Linked DNA regions of Mus musculus: regions 1 and 3 are each linked to region 2. Evidence: chromatin loops called from intact Hi-C (ENCODE). Cell type or tissue: heart. All regions are shown on one strand. Region 1 has its middle 20 kb from the start of Tulp1. Region 2 holds the start of Armc12 (armadillo repeat containing 12). Region 3 overlaps Fkbp5 (FK506 binding protein 5).

The links. Peaks named below come from ENCODE experiments on the same cell type or tissue, not always from the same donor. Only the 100,000 strongest peaks of a DNase experiment are listed, where the experiment ranks them.
Region 1: a loop joins it to region 2, with 5 times the contacts of the local background. A loop is called at or near these places in 35 of 42 quality-filtered maps.
Region 3: a loop joins it to region 2, with 9 times the contacts of the local background. A loop is called at or near these places in 28 of 42 quality-filtered maps.

Annotation. Positions count from the first base shown.
Region 1 is chr17:28,381,691-28,389,690 of GRCm38, forward strand. No RefSeq gene overlaps it. Among named protein-coding and RNA genes, the nearest start is that of Tulp1, 20 kb to the left of the region's middle. In heart, a CTCF peak has its summit at 2,826 (motif pointing left); a DNase peak (open chromatin) is centred at 4,651; H3K4me3 peaks cover 656 bases; H3K27me3 peaks cover 3,633 bases.
Region 2 is chr17:28,524,740-28,532,739 of GRCm38, forward strand. It overlaps Armc12 (armadillo repeat containing 12), which reads left to right and starts at 6,122. Exons shown (of 6, transcript NM_026290.3): 1 at 6,122-6,307; 2 at 7,236-7,381; 3 at 7,604-7,738. The coding sequence starts at 6,145. It overlaps E230001N04Rik (a long non-coding RNA gene), which reads left to right. Exons shown (of 2, transcript XR_385504.4): 2 at 1-1,149. Gm41506 (a long non-coding RNA gene) reads right to left here. Exons shown (of 3, transcript XR_003952333.1): 2 at 4,890-5,041; 3 at 4,006-4,202. In heart, CTCF peaks have their summits at 563 (motif pointing left) and 5,785 (motif pointing left); DNase peaks (open chromatin) are centred at 2,892 and 3,422; H3K4me3 peaks cover 695 bases; H3K27me3 peaks cover 3,578 bases.
Region 3 is chr17:28,403,042-28,411,041 of GRCm38, forward strand. Fkbp5 (FK506 binding protein 5) reads right to left here. Exons shown (of 11, transcript NM_010220.4): 8 at 7,469-7,552; 9 at 3,044-3,229. Among named protein-coding and RNA genes, the nearest start is that of Gm22146, 39 kb to the right of the region's middle. In heart, CTCF peaks have their summits at 2,259 (motif pointing left) and 4,538 (motif pointing right); a DNase peak (open chromatin) is centred at 4,550.

The sequences.
Region 1 (8,000 bases), 140 kb before region 2:
TCTTATAAAGGCAACAGTTAACTGGGGCTGGCTTACAAGTTCAGAGGTTCAGTCCAGTATCAAGGCAGGAGCATGGCAGCATCCAGGCAGGCATGGCGCAGGAGGAGCTGAGAGTTCTACATCTTCATCTGAAGGCTGCTAGAAGACTGGCTTCCAGGCAGCTGGGGTGAGGGTCAGGGTCTTAAAGCCCATACCCACAGTGACACACCTACTCTTACAAGGCCACACTTTCTAATAGTACCACTTCCTGTGCTGAGCATATACAAACCATCACAATAGCATAACTGTTTTTGTTTGTTTGTTTTTTAGATTTTATTTATTTATATGAATACTCTGTAGCCTACTTCAGACACACCAGAAGAGGGCATCAGACCCCATTACAGATGGTTGTGAGCCATTATGTGGTTGCTGGGAATTGAACTCAGGACCTCCGGAAGAGCAGTAAGTGATCCTAACCTCTGAGCCATTCCTCCAGTCCTTTTTTTTTTTTTTTTTAAGAAACCCAAACTCTCACTACATACACGGTTCTTCATCTGAGGTCTTGGGTCCTAGCGAGCTGACTGGAATGCCTAGCGGCCCCTCATTCTGCAGTCAATCCTTTTACACAGGGCCAACCTAGGTTTAAGTGGCTGGAGAAACAGACTTATCCCTGATAGGTTCTGCGATCAAGTCACAGCATGGAGGGGGTGCACATGCAACAGAGTGGGGAGCGACTATGGCCAGTTGATTTAGCCACCTTCTATTACAGTAGCCTGTGTGCTCTGAGGAGCCATGGCTTGGCTGATGAGTGTAACTTGGATCTAGTGATTCTGGTCAGGGGAGCTGACATCCTGCTGTGTCCCTGAGACAGCGTAGAGGAAGCCAGATTTGGAATGCATACCTGAAATCCTGGCACTGGGGAGTCTGAGGCAGGAGGATTGCTGTAAGCTGAAGATCAGCTTGGGCTATATAGCGAGTTCTAGGCCAGCCTGAGATATAGCATAACACAGCACTCGGGAAGCAGAGGAGGGGAGATCTTCAACTGTAAGCCAGCCTGGTCTACAAAGTGAGTTCCAGGACAGCCAGGGCTATACAGAGAGACCCTGTCTCAAAAAACCAAAACACCAAAAAAAAAAAAAAAAAAAAAAAAACACCAAAAAAAAAGGAAAGAAAACAACAACAACAAAAAAGACTCTGCTTTGAAACAAGCCAATACACAAATACACAAATGCCAAGCCACAAATCAACAACCACACACACAGAAAAAAAAAAAAATCCAAGGAAGTTAAAAAGGAAAAAGTATAATGTGAAGAGAGGCGGGGAAGATTTGTCACTTGCATGTCCCTTGCTCCTGGAATGTTCCAGAAGGCACCCAGCATTCAAGATTTGTGAAGGCGGCCCGGGGAGACAGCCCCGATGGCAGAGAGCCTCCTGTACTAACACAAGGATCTTAGCACCTCATAAAGAGCTGCGAGCAGAGGCCAGGGTGCGGGGCTCACCAGCCCAACTCTGAGTGCAAGGCTCCAGGTTCATTTAGTCACATGATGGTGTGTGACAGTGTGTGAGAAAGTGTGTGTGAGTGTATGTGTATGAATGTGTGTGTGTGTGTATGTGTGGTATGAGAGAGTGTATGAGTGTGTGTTAAGTATGTGAGTGTCTGAGTGTGAGTATATGTGTGTATGAGCATCTGTGTATGTGTGTGTGTGTGTGACTGATTGTGTGTGTATGTGTGTGTGTGTATGACTGATTGTGTGTGTATGTGTGTGTGTGACTGATTGTGTGTATATGTGTGTGTGACTGATTGTGTATGTGTGTGACTGTGTGTTTATGTGTGTGTGACTGATTGTGTGTATATGTGTGTGACTGATTGTGTGTGTATGTGTGTGTGTGACTGATTGTGTATGTATGTGTGTATATGTGTGTGTTTGTGTTTGTATGTGTAAGTGTGTATGAGTATCTGTGTATGGGTGTGTGTGAGTATGTAGTATGAGAGTGTATGTGTGTTTATGTGTGTGAGTATCTGTATGTGGTGTGTGTGTGTGTGTGAGTGTTCGTATATGAATGTGTCTGAGTGTGTGTGAATGTATGTGTTTGTATGAGTGAGTGTGTTTGTGAATGTGTGTGAGTGTATGTGAGTATGCATGTGTGCACACACAAGCTTCAACCATTTTCCCAGCACAATCTTTTGAAAGCGGTGGCCACATCTCTCATCCCAGGACTGGGAGGCTGAGGCAGAGGTCCAAAGGTTCCAGGTTGAAGCTGAGAGATTCTGTAGTGAACTCTGCCAGCTCTTCTAGAGGACCTGTGCTCTGTCCCCAGCACCTAAGTTGGGTGGCCTGTAACTTTAGCTCTGGGAGATTCAATACCCACCTCTAAGGATACCCGCACGTGTCACACGTGGCACACACAGAGACACATAAATAAAAGTCAATGTTAAAAGAAAAAGAGAGCCAGGAGTGGTGGCGCACGCCTTTAATCCCAGCACTTGGGAGGCAGGGGCAGGCGGATTTCTGAGTTCGAGGCCAGCCTGGTCTACAGAGTGAGTTCCAGGACAGCCAGGGCTACACAGAGAAACCCTATCTCGAAAAATTAAAAAAGAAAAAAAGAAAAAAGAAAAAGAAAGGAAGGAAGGAAGGAAGGAAGGAAGAAAGAAAGAAAGAAAGAAAGAAAGAGAGAAAGAAAGAAAGAGAGAAAGAAAGAAGGCTTCTAGGTCATCCCCAGCTACACAGAGTTTGAGGCTAGCCTGATCTACGTGAGACTCTGCCTTAAAACAGCAATAGGTACTTGAGAGATGGGTCATAACCATTCCTAACTTCAGGTCTGTGGGATCTGGCGCCCTCTTCTGGCCTTCTTGGACACTTGTTTGCACATGATATACATATATACATTCAAACATACATATATACAGGCAAACACTCACACACACACACAAAAGAAATCTAATAGCAACAAAGTTGAAATTTGGGAGCCATCTCATTAAACTGTTTGGCTGGAGGCCTACTGGCCTCAAAACCGAACCGCATCTTCTAATGCACAAACACAGGGCATCCCCTTGTAGGCTCTGGACTTTACTCCCGGAGACTGTGCTTCGCAGCTTTCTGAGAACATCTCCACACAGGGTTTTTGACTTTGAGCCTGAATATTTTATACTGTTTTTCTCCCCGTGGGCCACAATGAGCCCAAGGGCTCGCGCACGCCAGGTAAGTGCTCCACGGCAGAGTGCTACCCATGGCCCTGAGTTTCTGTCTTTTATTTTTACTTTTAGCTGAAATTCTCAAGCATGTGTGTGGTGTAGACACGAGGTGCGGACATTTACCCACTTACGTCTGAGAATGCAGAGACCTGGGGGCATTTGGGTGTCTTCCTTTATGTGGGCCACCTTCAGCCGCCAACACTGGGGTTACAGGGACATGCAGCTTAAAAAAAAAAGCATTAAAAGAACTACTTTGAGGGGAGGCGTCCTATAGGGTGGGGTCCTATAGGGTGGGGCCCTATAGGGTGGGGTCCTAGGGTTTGAACTTGAACTCATCTCACTGGCCCATGGCCATCGTTGTATTTTATCCCTCATGAAGCCAGGCTGGACTCACTCCCTCTGTGGCTGGAGACAACCTTGGACTTCTCAATCCCTGCCTCCGTCTCCCAGTGTGGGACTGTGGGGCTGTGATGCCACACCTGGCTCCAGAACGGGTTCGTAAATTACCTTTTCATTTTGGATTGCACGTTCCTAGCACATAGAGAACCCGGCCCTCTGCCTCCGCTCTCAGGTGCTGGGATTGGATTGCAGGTGCCACTGTGTCCAGCCCAGGGTTTTTGTTTGCTTGAGACAGGGTTTCTCTCTGTAGCCCTGGCTGCCCTGGAATTCACTCTGTAGACCAGGCTGGCCTCGAATTCAGAGATCCGCCTGCCTCTGCCTCCCAAGTGCTGGGATTAAAGGCGTGCACTACCACGCTTGGCAGCCCAGAGCTTTTTTATAGTCTATGGATATCCTGATATATATATATATATATATATATATATATATATATATATATATATATATATATATATATATATATAATTTATTTTCTTTTTGTGCTTTGCCTGTATGTATGTATGTATGTGTAGCACATGTGTGCCTGATATACTCATCAGATCCCTTGGAACTGGAATTATAGACAGTTATGAACTGCCATGTGGGCACTGGGAATCAAACTTGGGTCTTCTGCAAGAACAAGTGCTCTTAACTACTGAGGAATTTCTTCAGTCCCCTCGTGGTATATTGTGGTGTATTTTTGATAGGCACATGATGACTATGATACACAAACACACATATGTGTATATGCATGTTATTTTACCCACATGTATATATGTGTACTATCTGCGTGCCTGGTGCTCCCCCCGCCCCCCGAGCCCAGAGAGGGGCATTGGGCCCTCTGGAACTGGATTTATAGACAGCCGTGAGCCACCTTGTAGATGCTGGGAATCGAACCCAGGTCTTCTGGAAGAGCAGCTAACTTCTAATGGCTGAGCTACCTCTCCAGCTCCCAAGGTCTATTTCTAATAGGCACATGGCTAGCGTGGTACAGGCTACCCTTCCAGACCCCTGTGTAGCTGGACAGGCATAGCCTTGAAGTCTAACCACTGAATGTGGGTCAAGGCGACTGTGCAGTTATTTGTAAGCTGCGCTGAGCGCGAGGCCGCTTGGCGGAGATCTTCCGGGTGACGCCCACCAGAGGGCAGCACTGAGTGTCTGCGTTGGAGACCCACGTACCTGAAAGACTCCCTGGCTCTTAACAGAAAAAAAGCGTTACCTGCTGGCTTAACAGTTCTCTACCATCTTTCTGGGGTCCCCAGGGCGTGAAGCATCTCCCTTTTTGGTTCTTCATATATTACTTAATTCCCAGGCTGGCAGTGGCTGCTCCTCCCATCAAGAGCGCTTGCCGGCAACCGCAACACAATTACCGGCAGTGGTGAGGTGTTCAGCCTCCCTCAACACCCTGACCCAGATTGCTCTGCTCATCTGCATCTGAGTGCTTCAACCATCCCTGGACTCTACCAGTCACAGCCCTCGCTCCGCTGACCTGGTGCGCCTGCGTACATGGTCTCTGTTCTCTGCTGCACAGAGATGCCCACTTCTACACTGGGGCAGTGCTTTGCATGTTGATCCAGCCCCTCACACCCTCACTCCATTGGGATTAAAAAAACGATCCCCTGTGTTTTGGCGCTGGGGAGATGGCTCAGCTGTTAAGAGCACTGGTTGCTCTTCCAGTGAACCCAGCTTTGGTCTCTGTCACCCACGAAGCAGCTGACTGTAACTCCAGTCTCAGGTGAGCCTTTCCTTTTGCCTCCAAGGGCACCAGACACTTATGCAGTAAACAGACATACACGTAAGCATCCATATGTAGCCGTGCATTGTTAATCCACTCTGAGTTCCCCGGGGGTGATCGCATTTCTTTCTTTATTTTTTTTTCCATTTTTTATTAGGTATTTAGCTCATTTACATTTCCAATGCTATACCAAAAGTCCCCCATAGCCACCCACCCCCACTCCCCTACCCACCCACTCCCCCTTTTTGGCCCTGGCGTTCCCCTGTACTGGGGCATATAAAGTTTGTGTGTCCAATGGGCCTCTCTTTCCAGTGATGGCCGACTAGGCCATCTTTTGATCGCATTTCTTGACACCGCCAGACTTCTCTGGATTTGAGAATGAAACACACACACACACACACACACACACTTTATTATACCTTGACTAGCTCAATGGTTGGGCACTTCCAAACCTCCCAGCAGCTAGCACACCCTCCCCTCCGGTATTCCAGGTTAACACTTTCTAAATCTCTATTTATCTTTGCTGCCCTGTTTCCTCCTGGGCAGCCCTCCCATGCACTTTCCCTTTGTACCCACATTGCAGATTTCTCTCCTGAAGCTCTGAAATCTGATCTCTCTGCTTCCCCACCATGGAGATTCCGTGCCTTCTCCCTTCTGCGTTCCTTGCCCAGGAATCCTAAAAGCCCCGCCTCTTTCCACCATGCCCTGGCCATTGTCTTCGGCACTTTATTGGTGAATCAAAAACCAACAAGGACCCTCTGCGTCTGAATGTGCAGATTCCTATGTGATTTTGGGAGCCAAATTAAGACAAAGCATTAGAACCAATCCCAACATCCACACACACGAAACAAATAAAATTAAAAATGAATAAAAGCTCTCTTGGGACTGGAGAGGGGGCTCAGAGTTTAGTGGCAGTTGTTTCTCTTTCGAAGAACCCGAATTTGGTTCCTAGCACCCACATCAGGTGACTCACAACCAAGCACTCCAGTGATCCAACATCTTCCTCAGGTCTACACTGGTGTGGCAGGAGCAGGTGCTGTGTACACACACACACACACACACACACACACACACACTGTTTTAAAATGGTCTCTTCCTCCAGTACTCTTTATTAACTGATCATCAACTGTGCACAATAAATATATGTGAAAACAAAAACAAAATGTTCCTCATGTACACCAGACAACCACATACTACATCATGTATGCCGGACAACCACATAGTCGATCCACTTGAGCAGACCTCTGCTCCCCTTCTGCCTCTGTGGCCCGGAGCCACCCACTCTTCAGGGTTCTGCCATTCTGCCACCTGAGATTGGCTCACCTGCTCTTGAGCACTGCAATTGTATGCGGCCCATTCTACAGAGTATAATATTGAGCCTGTGTTCTTTCATACCAGAGAAATCTTGCATTTCAGGTGTTAGGTGTTGCACTCTGCACAGAAAGCACAGAGTGGTACGCATGCCAGTGTGGCTTTGTTTCTCCAGGCTGAGTATACTTTTAGTACTATTTATTTAGAGATGGGGTCTCACTATGTAGTCCTGGAATTTGCACTGTAAGCAGGCTGAGCTTGAACTCAGTGCTGGGATTTAAGGTGAGAGTCACCATGCCAGGCTAGAAGGTGGTGTAGGATAGTTCATAGCTGTTTTGCTGTTCACACCACTGTTCGTGCAGCTGTTCATACAGCTGTTCATCAGCTGTCCATGCAGCTGTTCACACAGCTGTTCATGCAGCTGTCCAAGCAGCTGTTCATGCACCTGTTTGTGCAGCTGTTCATACAGCTGTTCATGCAGCTGTCCAAGCAGCTGTTCATGCAGCTGTTCGTGCAGCTGTTTATGCAGCTGTTCGTGCAGCTGTTCACACAGCTGTTCATGCAGCTGTCCATGCAGTGGTATCTTTTAAAATGCTTCTTAAAAATTAGTGCATCTTAGTGTGTGTGTGTGCATGCATGCATGCATACGTGTGCATGCGCTCCCGTGCATGTGAAGGTCAGAAGACAACTTGCAGACTCCTTCTACCATGTGGGAAGCAGGGATCCAATACAGGTCATCCGTATTTACCCACTGGGCCACCCTGCCATCTCTTAGTAACTGGTATTTGGAGCGTTTGAAACCTTCTCTTCATGGGAGGAAAGGGCAATGGGAAGGGTACGCCTACTGAGGTGTAACACTGCTGGCTCTACGGTGCCCATGGCATCGGGTACCAGTGCTATCCTTGTTAGTCAGCTCTGAAGAACTGACTGATTGACTGATGCCCTTTGGCTGGTCTCCAAGACATGAGGTGTCCTTCTGCCCACTGGTGGAATCCTTGGCTTTTCCATGCTGAGCCAAGCCCCTCATTTCAGCCTGAGCACTTCCTGGGCCATGTCACCTCTCCTGTATGGCTCTCTGGGAGTTTCCCTTCGATTTGCTGTTCTCTGTGGTTGGCACGTCTGTGCCTGACCCCACAGGCATGGCCTCCAAGCTGGGCCTCCCTCACTACAGGATGGACCACCTGCCAGGTTAGTTCTAGAACCAGGTCACTGGGGCAAGAGGCTGCAGGGCAGAGCTCAGCCTGGGGGAAAGGGAAGGTGCCAGGATCAACAGCAAATCCTCCAGGGCTCAGTTAGCTTCTCTACCTACTATCCCCCCCACCCCAACTGTTCCCCAACTCTTCCTTTCTCTTCCCCTCACCTTTAGGGCAGGCCAGGACCGGCCAGCAGGGTCCCTTCAGACCA
Region 2 (8,000 bases):
GCTCTCAAAAGCTGACAGGGTGTACCTGCTGGGTTTGTGTGACAACTTGACACCAGCTGGAGTTATTACAGAGAAAGGAGCTTCCCTTGATGAAATGCCTCCATGAGATCCAGCTGTAGGGCATTTTCTCAATCAAGAGTAGGAGGGCCCAGCCCATTGTGGGTGGTGCCATCCCTGGGCTGGTAGTCCTGGGTTCAAAAGCAAGCTGAACAATCGAGGGGAAGCAAGCCAGTAAATAGCACCCCTCCATTGCCTCTGCATCAGCTCCTGCCCCTAGGTAAGTTCCTGTCCTGACTTCCTTTGGTGATGAACAGTAATGAGGAAGTATAAGCTGAATAAACCCTTTCCTCCCCAACTTCTTAGTCATGATGTTTTGTGCAGGAATAGAAACCCCGACAAGACAGGGAGCTAGAGAGTTGATTCCATCACTTAAGAACATGTGTTGGGGCTGGAAAGATGGCTCAGCGGTTAACACTGCTCTTCCAAAGGTCCTGAATTCAATATCCAGGAACCACATGGTGGCTCACAACCATCTGTAGAGGGATCTGATGCCCTCTTCTGGTGTGTCTGGAGACAGCTACAGTGTACTCATATACATATAATAAATGTTAAAAAAAAAAAAAACAAAAAACAGAAAACAACAAAAAAACCACCCAAAACGTGTTACTCTTCCAAAAGACTCAGGTTTGAATCCCAACACCCACCCGGCAGCTCTGAACCGTAACTCCAGTCCCTGGGGACTCCAGTGCCTCCTGCTGACCTCCTCCACCAGGTCACAGGTGCTGTACATGGAAGTGAACCATTCATACACATTCTAATGAAAGAACAAAAATAATAAGCTGCCAGGGTTCACCCAGGTGCCAGCTGGCAGAACACGTACCCTAAGTCTCCACAAACATCAGCATCCTCAGAATAAAAGAAGCCGTTCCTGCCTGGCTGGATGGCCTGACTTGTTACTCCAGCTACTTAGGAGGCTGAGGGACAGGAGATGCTTGGACACTGCAGACAGCAAACATTCATAGCTGGCCCCGAAAAGCTAACAATGAAGCAACTGATAAGACTTGATGTTGTCGCATAAGACCCTAGGTCTGACTTAAAGCACCACTGGGAAAAAAGAAAGCCCGGTCCCCCACCACCACCAAAAAAAAAGTTGTTTGGTCATCCCAGTTGCCTCAAAGGCAAAACCAGAAGTATCAGGAGAGATCTGGCGGCAGCCAAACAGAGTCGAGTCTTTTTGTTTGTCTTGGTTTTTCCAGACAGGATTTCTGTGTAGCCCTGGCTGTCCTGGAACTCACTCTGTAGACCAGGCTGGCCTCGAACTCAGAAATCTGCCTGCCTCTGCCTCCCGAGTGCTGGGATTACAGGCCTGCACTACCACTGCCTGGCTGCCTTTAGTCTTTAAAGAACAGAAGCCGACTGTGGCACGCTAGTTAAAGCACACTAAAATTCAGACCCCCAGAACCCATGTAAGTCCCATGTGGATGTGGTAGCACACTTGTAAATATAGTCACTGAAGGCAGAGATGGGATCCCCTGAGTAAACTTGATAGCAAAACTAGCCTTTATCCCAGTGACCCGGATTTATTGAGACAGGGTTTCTCTGTGTAGCCTTGGCTGTCCTGGAACTCACTCTGTAGACCAGGCTGGCCTCGAACTCAGAAATCCACCTGCCTCGGCCTCCCAAGTGCTGGGATTAAAGGCGTGCGCCACCAATGCCCGGCTTCTTTTCTTTCTTTTTTATTTCTTCTAGATTTTATTTATGTATGTATATGAATACACTGTAGTTGTCTTCAGACACACTAGAAGAGGGCATCAGATCTTATTATAGATGGTTGTGAGCCACCTTGTGGTTGCTGGGAATTGAACTCAGGACCTCTGGAAGAGAAGTCAGTGCTCTTAACCTCTGAGCCATCTCTCCAGTCCTGTGGCCCGTTTTCTGGATTGCTAATTGAGGCACCATTCCTAAGCAGTTAGGTAGAATTGGGCTAGTGAGATGGCTCAGTGGTTAAGAGTACTGGCTGTTCTTCCAGAGGTCTTGAGTTCAAATCCCAGCAACCACATGGTGGCTTCACAACCACCCATAATGAGATCTGGTGCCATCTTCTGGTTCGTCTGAAGTCAGCTACAGTGTACTTATGTATAATAATAAATAAATCTTTAAAAAAAAAAAAGGTCAGCTGACCATGAGCCGAAGAGTGAGCTGGGAAAAGACCTTCCCTGACTTCAGCTTCAGTCCCTGCCTTGATTTCCCTAAGTGTCAGACTGAGACGTGGAAGTGAAAGGTAAAGAGACCCTTTCCCCACCTGTTTTATCTGGTCACCTGTTTTATCTCAACAAAGCAGAACACAGAAAGATTGTAGCAAGTTGACCTTGAGCTTCTACATGCTTGCACACACAGGTCTGCATATACTCTAAAGCAAGTGGGTACACACGGGCACACACAGGGGCACACCACAAACACCAGAAAACAGAAGAAAAAAGGGAAACGTGAAATTTGCTAAATCATCTCGATTGGGGTCAGAAAGGGTAAAAAGACTGGGTGAGAAGGCAGAGCAGAGACCCAGTCTCAGCCCAGCTAAAGTGGCTTTTGACCCTAAGGTGACAGTCCTGGGGGTGGGGGGGAACTGTTTTCCTGCCTTGAATTGGTGGGAAGTGACAGGTGATCCCAAGGCAGTAGAATCTTCAAGGGACTTTGCTCCTTTTCCTTGTGTTCCATGTTGCTGGGAGTCCCTGAGGTTCCCAGGCAGATTTTCAGAGAGGACAAGAAGATGCCGGGCATAGGTGTGTTCCATGCTCCCTACACCATGGCAAACAGTGAGTCGCGGTTCTGAGTGGGTGGGTCCTGTCAAGCTGTAACAGTTTAATCTCTGTCCAGACTCTCCTACCCTAGCTCGAAAGGGGGGGAGGGGGAGGAAGCTCATGGCCATAGTCACCACCAGAGGCTGTGGCGAGAGGAGAGAATGTTCCAGGCACCTCTGGAGTGCGAATGAAAACATAGACCCTTCGGTCTGCAAATGCAGACACAGCCCAGGCAAAGCTGCTCTCTCTCCCTTTAGGGCCATGTTACAAAGAGAGGCACCAAGTCCCTCTCTGCAAACAGTGAGGGCTGTGTCTAAGCCTTTAAGCACTGACAACATAGCTTAAAGAGCTACCAAGTGCAAGCCTCCATCTGGGATGCTGCCAACAAAGCCAAGCAGCCTTGAGATTTCCTCAGGGAGGCCGACTCCACAGCTGCAATTGGAAGCAGAACAACAGGACAGCAGAACTGTCTAAGGTGTCCATCCGTTGTTTTCAAACTCGGGTGGGAAGAGGCATCGATGCTTGAGGAATAGTCTGCCACTCATAGTGGGAACGCAACACATAGTTCAGGAAGCTGCTGGTGAGCTTCCCCCAAGCTGTCAGGAAAGACACCCAAAGGCCCAAGCCTAGAAGTGGGCCTCTGCTGCCCTCTAGTGGAAGAAAGGGCAGTGGCCCGAGGCACCCGCTGGCCCCTCAAACCTGGCTCAAAGAAAAAGGAACTGGAGAAGTGAATGCGATGTCTTAGTGAAACTCCTCAGTTTGAACAATGAATACGTATGCTAATTAAAAATAAAACAGGAAGCTGGAAGGTGTCAGTGCACACCTTTCATCCCAGCACTTGGGAAGCCTGGTCTACACAAAGTGAGTCCTAGGACAGCCAGAGCTACACAGAGAAACCCTGTCTCGAAGAACAAACAAATCAACAAGCAAAAGCCAGGCACACTAGTGTAATCTGAGCCGTGGGGGAGTTGGGGACAGAGGGATACCCTTGAGCTAAGTGAGTGAGCCTCAGGTTTAGTGAGAGTTCCTGTCTCAGGAATTATGATGGAGCGGGGCCTAGAGAGATGTCTCTCAAGCATGCTACCTGGTTCAATTCCCAGCACGCACATCTGTCTGGCAGCTTGAAACTACCTGTAACTCAGGCTCCAGGAAGATGTGATGCCCCTGCGGGCATCTGCATTGATGTTCACAGACTCACACACAGATAGAAGCATAGAAACATAATGTAATATTAATGTAGTAAGAGGGAGCTGAAGAGATGGCTCAGTGGTCAAGACGATTGGTTGCTCTTGCAAAGAACCAGGTTCGGCTCCCAGCATCTCCATGGTACCTCACAAGGGTCTAACTCCACTGCTAGATCTCACCCTGTCTTCCAACCTGACATTCATGGATGCACATACGTACCTAAAACCAAAACATCCACATACATAAAATACAATAAGTAATAAAATACAATGGAGAGAGAGTGAGCCCAAAGGAGACACTTAGTATTATCCTCTGGCCTGTGTACATGTGTGTGAACACACATGCATATATATATATCTGACACAGGTGCACACACAAGTTCACACATGTACACACACTCACACACACACACACACACACACACATCTCCCAGGCACTCCCACTGTAGGATAAAAAGGCAAAGGATAAACACCCAGACCCGGACTTGACCCTAAGCCCAAGACCAGAAACAAGAAATAGAATCCTATACCAGCCCCTGGGCTTGCCACAAAACCCACCAATCCTGAACAGGAAAATCCACCAATCCCTGAGCTCGCTCAAGCTCAGGAATTGAAATCCCACCAATCCTCATCTTGGAAATCTCCACAGGAAAATCTCCCTGCCCCCAACCCAGGCAGCAAGAAATCTTATATAAGTTTTGCCTTCTGCTCAGTTCTCTGCAGCTTCTCACTCGAGCAGAGACAGCCACCCTCCCAACAGACACAATAGACACAATCTCTTGTATGCCGCTTGTTGGTTATGCAGGGTGACCTTGTGTTATTCCCTGGCTCCCAATTGCCAGGATACCTCTAGCAGCAACTCTAACATTTTCATGGGAGCAGAGCTTTTTCTGGGATCTCCCCCTACCTGAGCAGGGCTGTAACACTTTTGTTGGAGAAACCTTCCCCTGCACAGTCCATTTCCGTAGCGGAAGCCTTTTCCTTCTGAGCCGCAACACTTAGATCCACAACCATACAGGAGCTGGGCGGTGGTGATGCATACCAGTAACCTGCCAGCCACTAGGGAGGTAGAGGCAGGAAGATCAATCAAGGTTATTCTTTTTTTTTGGGGGGGGGGGTCCGAGACAGGGTTTCTCTATGTAGCCCTGGCTGTCCTGGAACTCACTTTGTAGACCAGGCTGGCCTCGAGAACTCATAAATCCACCTGCCTCTGACTCCCGAGTGCTGGGATTAAAGGCGTGCGCCACCACGCCCGGCTCCTGGAAAGGTTATTCTTAACAATATAGTAAGAGCCTGAATTAGGTGATATTTCAAAAACTACAGAGAGGAGGTAGAGAGAGGGCACCACACAGCTAGGTGCTCTTGCTCTTCCTGATGACCCAAGGTTGGTTACTGGCACACACCTGGCTCAGCTCACCACTGTCTGCAACTCCAGTTCTAGTGGGTCCAACACTTTCTTCTGCACGCCTTGGGTATCCACGTGCATGTGACTTTGACACACCTCAATGTAAAAAACCAGGTGTGGTGATGCACACCTTTAACCCAGCAAGGGTTAGGCAGAAGCAGGCAGATTTCTCAGATCTAGGCCAGCCAGGGTTACATAGTGAGGGTTACACTGTTTATAAACAAACAAATATAAGGGGCTGGAGAGAGAGATGGCTTAGCCGGTTAAGAGCGCTGGCTGCTCTTCCAGAGGTCCTGAGTTCAATTCCCAGCAACCACATGGTGGCTCACAGCCATCTGTAATGGGATCTGGTGCCCTCTTCTGGTATGCCTGAAGACAGCTACAGTGTACTTATATACATAAATAAATAAATCTTTAAAAAAAAACCAGAAAGAAAAAAATAAACAAATAGATGACAAAACCCCATAAAGCTCCGAAGAGATGAGCCTTTCCACGCTAGGCAAGCGGTGCCTCTGAGCCCCACTCCCTCCCTCCCTTCTACCCCTAGAGTCTCTGACTTCTTCTTCTCAGCCTCCTAAAGTAGCACCTTCCCTCCTCTGAACCACTCTGAGGCCTCCTGGACCCCGTCATCTCCTAAGTGTCCTTTGTTGCCTAGTGCTGATTCTAGTACCCTGGTTCTGGGCCCTGCCAGGGTTCTGGTTCTAGAATGTTCTCTCCAGGCCTAGCTCCTACCTAGCCACAAGGCAGCACGGAAGACATGGGCAAGACCATTCCCCGGTTCCTGGAGCAACTGGACCTCATCAAAAGCTTCGTGGGCCTGGCTACAGGCGCCGGGGCCTTATACCTGCTGTACAAGGCCGTCAGGACTGGCTTAAAATGTCATCCGCCACTCTGCTCCAACTCGCCGATCTGCATTGCCCGTAAGTGTCCAGGTCCTGGGGAGAGGGCTCTGCCCCAGGAAGCCTCCCTAAGGCCTCCCCTGGGGGGTGGGGGCAAAGGTGACTCTTTCAAGCTCCTCTTTCCTCCTTCCTTCTTTCTCTCCTCCGGTCTGTCTCAGTTCCCCTCCTCCTTCCCAGCACCTGAGGCAAGGCTCTGCTATAGAAGCTAGTTTGGGAGTCTCTGGGTAGCAGGTTTCATAGAGCCAAGTCTCCAGCCAGGAACCATCAGCTTGGCTTTCTCTGTTCTATGTATTGGAAATGGAAATCAAGAGCTTTTTATCTGTCCTGCTCTTGCCTAGGATCTGAAGATACTGAAGGGAAGAAAAGTTGAGACACCTTTTGCCCAGAGTTTCCAACTAGGTCGTGGGGGACTTTATTTGATGTGTTTGGGTGTTTTGCCTGTGTGTGTGTGTGTGTGTGTGTGTGTGTGTGTGTGTGTGTGTGCAGTGCCCACAGAGGCTAGAAGAGAGCATTGGATCCCCAGACTGAAGAAACAGATGTTTGTCAGTCACCATCTGGCTGCTAGAAATCGAACTCAGGTCCTCTGGAAGAACAGTCAGTGTCCTTAACCACTGAGTCATCTCTCTACTCTCCCTAGGGTACTTTTGTGCCATCAGGAAAAGGGTCAGTAATTTGAGATTGTTGGTGAAAGCAGAACCCTACTTGTTGGCGCTACACACCAGGAAAGTTGTCATTGTGGACAAACGAGTGCCTGACAGGGCAGATGGCACATTATTAGATTAGGTTCTTGGTGCGGTGCACAGTTGGTGTTGCAGCAGTCTGTGAAGCGTGAAGCGCTAGGCACAGCCTTTGCCCTCAGCTCCCTCCTTCCCTCTCCCCCACTTCCCAGCCCCTTGCTTTTCCTAATTCTAAGTCCGTATCCCTAACTGTGGACTGGGGTGCTTTCTAGGCCTGGCCATCGAGAGAGAGCGCCACGGGCGGGACTCCGGTGAGATTCGAAGACTTCTCAACTCTCTAGACTGCAAACAGGATGAGTATACCAGGAGCATGATCCTTCATAACATCACCCGCTGCGTGTACTTGCTGGAGGCTGAGGTGGGCGGGGCCGGGCAGGGCGGGGCGGGGCGGAGCTTAGCCGGGCCCTCCCAGTCAGTCTGGTCCTTGGCTTGTAGCTCACCCGTAACCTCAGGCAGCGTCCTCAGACCTGTCCCTCTGATTGCTAGCATCAAAGAAAAGAAGGCCTCAGAGACTTGGGGGACAGTGCAGGCCAAGACACCCGCTTCTCCCGTCTCCCCCACCTCTCCTCACACACTGTAGGCCTCTTCTTGTACTATGGATGACATCGACTTGGTGGCTGACATGCTAGATGAGAAGGACAACAGTGTAAAAATCCAAGCTCTGAATGCACTTAAAGCTTTCTCTGGCATCAGGAAATTCAGGCTCAAAATCCAGGTGAGCCTGGGTAAGATCCGGTCTGGGTCCTTTAATCTGACAGCTGAATGGTGAAGTTTGTTTGAAGCCGAGTTTGTAACCCGGAGGAGGAGACAGTGGTCAGCTTCCTCCAGGGCCACTCAAGTCTCCACATGTCTGCACGACACTGGACCCCCAAAGAGCAGATTCTTAGACACTGGTGCGTAACTTACAATTGGAGTTAACCGTGTAACTCACAAGACTTGTCATTTCAAGGCTAGATGTCGTTTGACTTCTGACAGGC
Region 3 (8,000 bases), 120 kb before region 2:
TGAGCCCCTGATGGTGCTGAGAGCTTTGACTGGACCTCACTCTGTAGACCAGGCTGCCCTCGAACTCAGAAATCCGCCTGCCTCTGCCTCCCAAGTGCTGGGATTAAAGGCTTGCACCACCACTGCCTTTATTATTATTATGGTTATTATTATGACCCTTATAATAAAAACAAGCCCTGAAAATCTTCCTGTGAGGATCAGTTAAGTGAAACCCCATGGTTCACAGAATGGATCTAAAGAGGTGAGTCTTTTCACACCAAGCTCAGTGAGGGACAAGTGTAGAATGCACTCATCTGACGTGGAAAGACTGCTGCTTTCACATAATAACTATGTCCAAATCTTTCTCTATTTAGTGTATATATATATATATATATATATATATATATATATATATATATTTGTGTGTGTGTGTTGTGTATTATACAAGTATGTATCGATGCATCTGTGCCAGCGAGCACACACACACACACACACACACACACACACACACACACGCACGCACGACAGGTATCTTCCCTTTTATTTTCTGCTTTATTTCTTTTGAACCTAGAGCTCACAATTTTCAAGTTTTCAGAGAGACTGGCAGTCAGCAAGCACTAGTGATCCTTTATCCTGATCCACTTAGTGCTCCCCTTCTCTGTGGGTTAGGCCAGGCTTGTATGTTGAGTGCCAAGATCTGAACTCGGGCCCTATATGCTTGCACAGTGAGTACTCTTACAGCCTCTGAGCCACCTTTCCAGTCCTAAATCTACATATTTTAAGAATACATATGCAAAGTCTGGGGTTTATCTTAGCTTGCCTAGTATATACAAAATACTGAATTTTATCCCTATCTTAAAAACAAAACAGCCGGGCGGTGGTGGCACACGCCTTTAATCCCAGCACTCGGGAGGTGGAGGCAGGTGAATTTCTGAGTTTGAGGCCAGCCGTATCTACAAAGTGAGTTCCAGGACAGCCAGGGCTACACAGAGAAACCCTCTCTCAAAAAACCACCACCAAAAACAAAAACAAACAAACAAATAAAACAAACCACCAACAGGAGGTGGAGGCAGGAGGACCAGAAGTTCAGCTACAAAGCAAGTCTTAAGTCAAACTGGGATATGAGAGTTTGACTGAAAAAAATAAAGCAGTTATTCTTCATTTGGAAAAACTAGGACTCTATAGAGAAAGATGCTCTGGGAGGGGAGAGAGACACTCAGTGGGAAGGGCACCTGCTGATGAGCTTCAGTGAGCTTGGTCCTTCAGCATGGGGGAAGGAGAACTACCCCCAGGCCGCCCATGTGTGTACCATGTGCACACGCACATGCAGACAACCTCTCCTACCATAGTAAATGTCTAAAGGATTGGAGAAGCCATTCCCGGGCTAAGAGCATGGCTCTTGCAGAAGCCTCGAGTTCAGTTCCCAGCAGCCCAGCAACCCTATCACAGCTGCCTGGGACTCAAGCTCTAACGATCAGACTCCCTCTGCTGGACCCAGGGAGCACCTGCGCATACACACACACACACACACACACACACACACACACGCGTGCGCGCGCCACATACAGATAACACAAATATTATCTGTACATGTACAAATATTTTAAAGATAAAGTAAATCTTTAAATGAGTGGCTTTGGGAGAGAAAGTTGATGGGAATTTTATAGCTGGGCTTTTTTTCTTTTTCTTTGTTTTTGTTTTTTCGAGTCAGGGTTTCTCTGTGTGGTGCACCCCTTTAATCCCAGCACTCGGAGGCAGAGGCAGGCAGATTTTTGAGTTCGAGGACAGCCTGGTCTACAAAGTGAGTTCCAGGACAGCCAGAGCTATACAAAGAAACCCTGTCTCAAAAAACCAAAAAAAAAAAAAAAAAAAAAAAAAAAAAAAAAAAGCATGAGCCACAACTGCCTGGCTTTTTTTTTTTTTTTTTTTTTTTTTTTTTTTTTTTTTTTTGATAGCTGGGCTTTCTTGTGTGCTTAAATTCTGAACTTTGTAACAGCTATATATTTAAAAAAAAAAACAGCACAAACTTTAAAAAGTATAATTAACAATAATATTCCTCTCTCAAGGCAAAACAAGCCAACTAAACTCTTATATAAAATGTCTTTTTTGCCACTTTATATCTATTTTTTGTTGTTTTTAAAAAATGTATTATTGTGCTAGAAAGATGGCTCAGCAGTTAAGAACACTGACTGCTCTTCCAGGGATTCTGAGTTCAAGTCCCAGCAAACACATGATGGCTCATAACCATCTGTAATGAGGACTGATGCCCTCTTCTGGTGGGCAGGTACAGAGTCCTCATACACATCAATAAATCTCTAAAATAATATATTATTATTACCTTTGTGTATGCACATGTAATACTATGAATGAGGAAGAGGCCAGAGGACATATGACAAAGTTGTTCTTTCTTTCCCACAAGGTCCTAGGAATCAAACTCCTGTCATCAGGCTTGACAGCAAGTGCCTTTACCAGCTGAGCTATCTTGATAATAGTTATTTTTTGAGACAAGAACTCATGTAGCCCAGGCCAGCCTTGAACTCTCAATTCTTCTGTTTTGCCTCTCAAATGCTGAGACCATAGGCATTAACCATGGTGGTAAATGCTCTGAATAAGAATGTCTCCCCCCCCCCCCAGGCTTATATATTTGAATACATCATCACCAGGGAATGGAATTGTTTCAAAGGATTAGAAGGATTAGAAATTAGGAAGTGTGGCTTGTTGGAGGAAGTGTGTCACTGGGGGTAGGCTGTATGGCTCAGTGGTAAAGTGTTTGCCTAGCATGCACAGTGCCCTGGGTTCAATCCCCAGCCTTGCAAACAAAACAATAAAGAGGGAACCTCAAGGCTCTTTGTCTCCTCTCCCACAAAGGACCAGGGTAAGGAAGACCACAGATGAAGACTCTTATCAATTCTGTTAATGGCTTTATGTAAAATGCAGGATAAAAGTAGTGCACAAAAAGCCCCATCCTTTATGGCGTCCCAGCTCATGCTGACCATAGAGGAACAGCCTGAAGGGGGCAGAGGTGCCACACAGATAAACGGAGAGTGAAGTACGGCTCACCCACCTTGTCGCAGCACTCCACGGCTTTGTTGTACTCTCGGAGCTTCAGGTAGCACATGGCCAGGTTCAGGAAGGCTGCGAGGAGGAACGACTCTGAGGCTTTGGACTCCTTCTCTGACAGGCCGTATTCCATCTCCAGCCAGGACACTATCTTCCTGTACTGAATCACGGCCTGCGTGTACTTGCCTCCCTAGGAGAAAAAAGCCCCCAACAACTTGTATCCATCTGGAAAGGATGCAGTGAAGTGTGAGCGTGGCCTGCCCTAGCCGAGTGCTCACACGGAATAGTTCTGCATGTCAGCCCCACTCTATCTCCTGTCCCTCCCTAGTTCTGCGGAAGCTCTGCTGGCCTGTGAGGTGGCCTGGACCAGGGTAATGCCACCGCATGGCTGCTTCAGTGTTCTTTCAGCCTGGCAGCAGGAGGTTACACTGTTTGGAACCAACATTCCTCAGTCTTTCAAAAGGATGGTGAGCCATTTGGCTTATGGAAGAGGAGGTGACTTTCCTCTTTTCTCTTGGCATTCAGCACTGATAGTAAATACTGCAATATGGTAACTGGCAGTCCCCACACAGCAGGCCTGTCTAAAGCAGATTGTGCAAACGCTCGGCTCTCAGTAGCAGTGAAAGCAGAGGCAGCACGGCAGAGCTGCAGTGCCGGGGCTCTACCCCGGCACCATGTGATTGTTAAGAGTGGGTGGGCCAGAATGCCCTGTGCTGACCACGGCCATTGATAGCACACAGTGTACATAACCCTAAAGAGCAAGCTTACCGTGTGAGAGACTGTCCTGCTCTTGTCTGGTCTAGCAGCCTCCTCCGCCGTACCAAGGCCTCATGCATACTAAGCAAGCACCATCCCTGCTCTATTTCTAGGCTGATGTTTTTATTTCACACAGAAAAGGCCTTGCTAAATTGACAAGTCTAGTGCCAAACTCAGTCTTCCTGCCTCAGCTCCCAGGCAGTGCTTCTCAGCCTTCCTAACGCTATGACCCCCTTTCTCATAACCATAAAACTCCCAACCATGAAACGTTTTCTGTTGCTACTTCATAACTGTAATTTTGCTACTGTTATGAATCAGAACGTAGACACCTGATATCTGATATGTGACCCCTGTGAGGCGCTGTTTCAGAGTAACCAGACTCTAGATATGGTCCTGCTTACTACTGAGTTCTGAGAGTTGTAAACACTGAATGTTGTACATAGCACATGCCCTAAACAACAAACTGTGGGGTGGAGACAGCGTGCTGACTACTGTAGGTACAGCTGCACCACGGAATGGCAGCTTGTAACAACACGAGTAAACCTGGAATATAGGTGACAGTTCTTTTCTGCACAGTAATTACAAGCTTGAATACAGAGGACCCTTCCTGTACGACTGTACAAGGGATGGCAGACCTGACTGCACTCGGGAGAGGGAGCCATGACGATGTAGAGCTCTTCCTACAACACTCCAGCTCTCAAGCACAATCAGCCAGCCGCGGCCACACTTCCTTCCCAAGGAGCACTAGGGGGCGCAAGATGCCCGCACACAGCAGAGCGTCCTTAGCCTTCCTTTGTGCAGTGACAGTGCTACAGTGCCTGACAGTAACTTTCAGAACCGGATGAGGACAGTGCTTTCTGTGTCTCTGCATGAGTGTTCAGAGGTTGAAAGGAAGTTTCAACATCAGTCTAAATACCACATTCAGTCCCTCTCTGCCCACAGCTGAAACTGGCCTGGCAGGTGAATAGATCATGCAGATATTAAGGGACATAGAACTGTAGTCCAGCCCATCCCTACAGTCACCCACACTCTGCACATGGCACACATCACGTCAGATACTCTGGGAAGATGACGCTGGCCAGAGCAGCACAGCCAAAAGAAAGGCTCCTTAAACTTTGAAGGGAGAAGGGACAAGCAGACAGAAGGCAGTCCTCCAGCCTCTGAAGCAGACAGCCTGACTGGGGGGGTGGGGGGGTGGGGCGGCGGTGGGCGGTGCCTTGCTCCTCACCTAGAATGAGGAAGGAGCCTCCAGGAAGTGCTTGGTGAGACAAAATGTTCAGAGACATTCTGGGGTAAGTCTTAGGTCAGTGATTTTGAACCTTTCATTAATTTTTTTCCCCCCAACAGACTGATGTTTTGAAAGATCCTGTCTATCAGATTACATGTTAAAAATAATGTGTTCCGTATGTGTGACTAGTGATCCAGATTTTATCCAGATTGGTCATTTTAGGAAGATTTGAAACATGTTGAAATATACTTATCACCCCTGAAAGGCTCCCTGCAACACAGGTGATTGGCCTCAATGACATGGAAGGGACAGCTCCATTTCCAGATCCCTGCTCAGGGCTCCTATCGCCATCTGCTTGGCTGCCCATGAGTCATACGTTAGTTTATAACTTTGTTACAAATACACACTGTCTCTGCCAGTGTTTCTTTTGAGGTGACTATGGCCCCATAGTTCTGCAGTTGTCCCACATGGTGTTCTTGTTCCAACCCCCTAATGTAAGTCAGTAGTAGATGTGACAGCATTTCTCAGTACAGAGGCTCATGAAGAGTAGCCTCAGGTCTCTGCTTTATAGTGCTATAAAAAACAAAACAAAACAAAACAAAACAAAACCCAGGGGCTGGTGAGATGGCTCAGTGGATTAGAGCACCCGACTGCTCTTCCGAAGGTCCAGAGTTCAAAAGGTCTGAAGTTCAAATCCCAGCAACCACATGGTGGCTCACAACCATCCGTAATGAGATCTGACTCCCTCTTCTGGAGTGTCTGAAGATAGCTACAGTGTACTTACATATAAATAAAATCTTAAAAAAAAAAAAAAACCCAAACAACAAACAAAAACCCCAATAATTGTGTTTAAAGACTGCTGGTAAAAGAAAGAAAAAGCAAAGAAAACTTGGGTTCCCTCCAAGTCCTTTTTTTTTTTTTTTTGAGGCAGGGCTTCACTGTGTTGCCCTAGTTGTTTGGAATTTGCTCTGTAGGCCAGGCTAGCCTCAAACTCACATACATACACTTGCCTCCAGAGCCCTGTGCTTAAAGGTGTGCCAACAAAGCTGGCTTCTGGCTTGGGTCTCCACACTACAAGGCAGAGACAGGAGTCAGCCACTTGCACAGCATCACTTGGCCCAGCAGAAGACTGCCCGCTCTGAACACTCATCGAGAAGCCCTTCACTTGATGTGGAGACAGCAGGAATTTGGAAGTGGGCTGGCAAGCAATGGGCACAGCACTCCGAAATTTCACTTAATGAGTGTGGGTGTCAGCCCTGGGGGATAAAGCACTGGTTCCTGGGTCCTGAGGAGACAGGGCTCTGGAGAGGCAGTAATTCCCTGGGGCAGCTGTAAGTGACATCTTATCACTGTGGCCACAAGGCTCAGTGTTTTCTCCTCATCAGGTTCTTGGGAGGGCCGAGCCTGGTCATCCATGCCGGTCTGCAGGGCCTTTTTGGTACCCAGCCAGTATCATTTTTTTTTTTTTTTTAGATTTATTTATTATTATATGTAAGTACACTGTAGCTGACTTCAGACGCACCAGAAGAGGGCATCAGATCTCATTATGGGTGGTTGTGAACCACCATGTAGTTGCTGGGATTTGAACTCAGGACCTCTGGAAGAGCAGTCAGTGCTCTTACCCGATGAACCATCTCGCCAGCCCCTCAGCCAGTATCATTAATGGCATCTTTATCTTGTTGCTCAGTTAATAGTGGTACTGATAAGTAATGATATATTTCTTGATAAAACCTTAAATATTAAACATTTATTTTGAGGATATTTGCTGTGAAAGCTGCTGTTTTAATTTAAAGAGCGAAAATGTTTTAAAACATTTTTAAGATTTGTTTTTATTTTTTATTTACTTATTTTATTTATGAGTACTCTGCACATGCGCACGTGCATGTCAGAAGAGAGCATCGGATCCCTGTACAGATGGCTGTGAGCCACCATGTAGGTGCTGGGAATTTAACTCAGAACCTTTGGAAAAGCAGCCAATGCTCTTAACTGCTGAGCCATCTCTCCAGCCTAAAAAAAATTTCAATTGAAAATTATAATTAAAACAATCAGGAGGAGACTTGCCTTCATTGTAGTTACATAAAAGCAGCCACAGCACGGCAACCTGAGAGAGATCATCCAAAGTGAACTGGGGGATCTGCAAGGCCTTTCCTGTCTCACCTGTCAGGGGGGAGCGGGCTGGAGCCGCCCCTGTGAACTCTGACCTGGGACACACACACTCGAGCGAGCCAGGTCTGGTCCACCTCGCCTGCTCCTGAGGAAGCTCCACCTGCTCACAGCACACAGAAGAGGCCTCTGCATTACCTCCTGCACACGAACTCACTCTGCTCACTAATCCTCCTACAGAGCACAGCAGGCCTGTGAGAACTGAGGGTGCGTCTCAGCACAGGGTGCTGATGGATACTGGGTAGGTATCCCCACATGGAAAGGACTTAGAGACTCACACACCTTGAAGTACACAGTTCCCTTCTCTTTCACGATGGCAGCCTGCGTCAGCTTTTCTTTGGTGTCCATCTCCCAAGATTCTTTGGCCTGTGTAGAGATTTGTGGCGTCAGTTAGCTGAGGAGAGGAGGAAACGCAGCAGTTCATGCCTGGGGGACAGCAGCGATCTCTATGAGACCCCAGCAACTGTGGGCCGCTGCTGGGATACCAGCAGGCCAATGCACCGGTGTTCCACTAAGAGCACATGCCATAGCAAGCTGTGGTCTGACCTGTGTTGTCCAAGGAACACAAGCACGGAGCACTCTCACAGACTGCATTTTGAGGGTGACAAAGCAAGCCTCCCTCCTTAGAGACACTGGGATCGTAACCTGGAGCCCCAAAGCTCCCTCACTATGGGCTGCTGTCACGTTAGCAGGCTGTTTCTGTCAGGCTTGCTTTCCAGCTTGGAAGTGAGATTGCTACTTATGGTCCAGGCCAAGCTGCACGTGCATGGAGCACTTCTAAAATCCCAGTTCAGGCAGCTGTCTCTGAATTCAC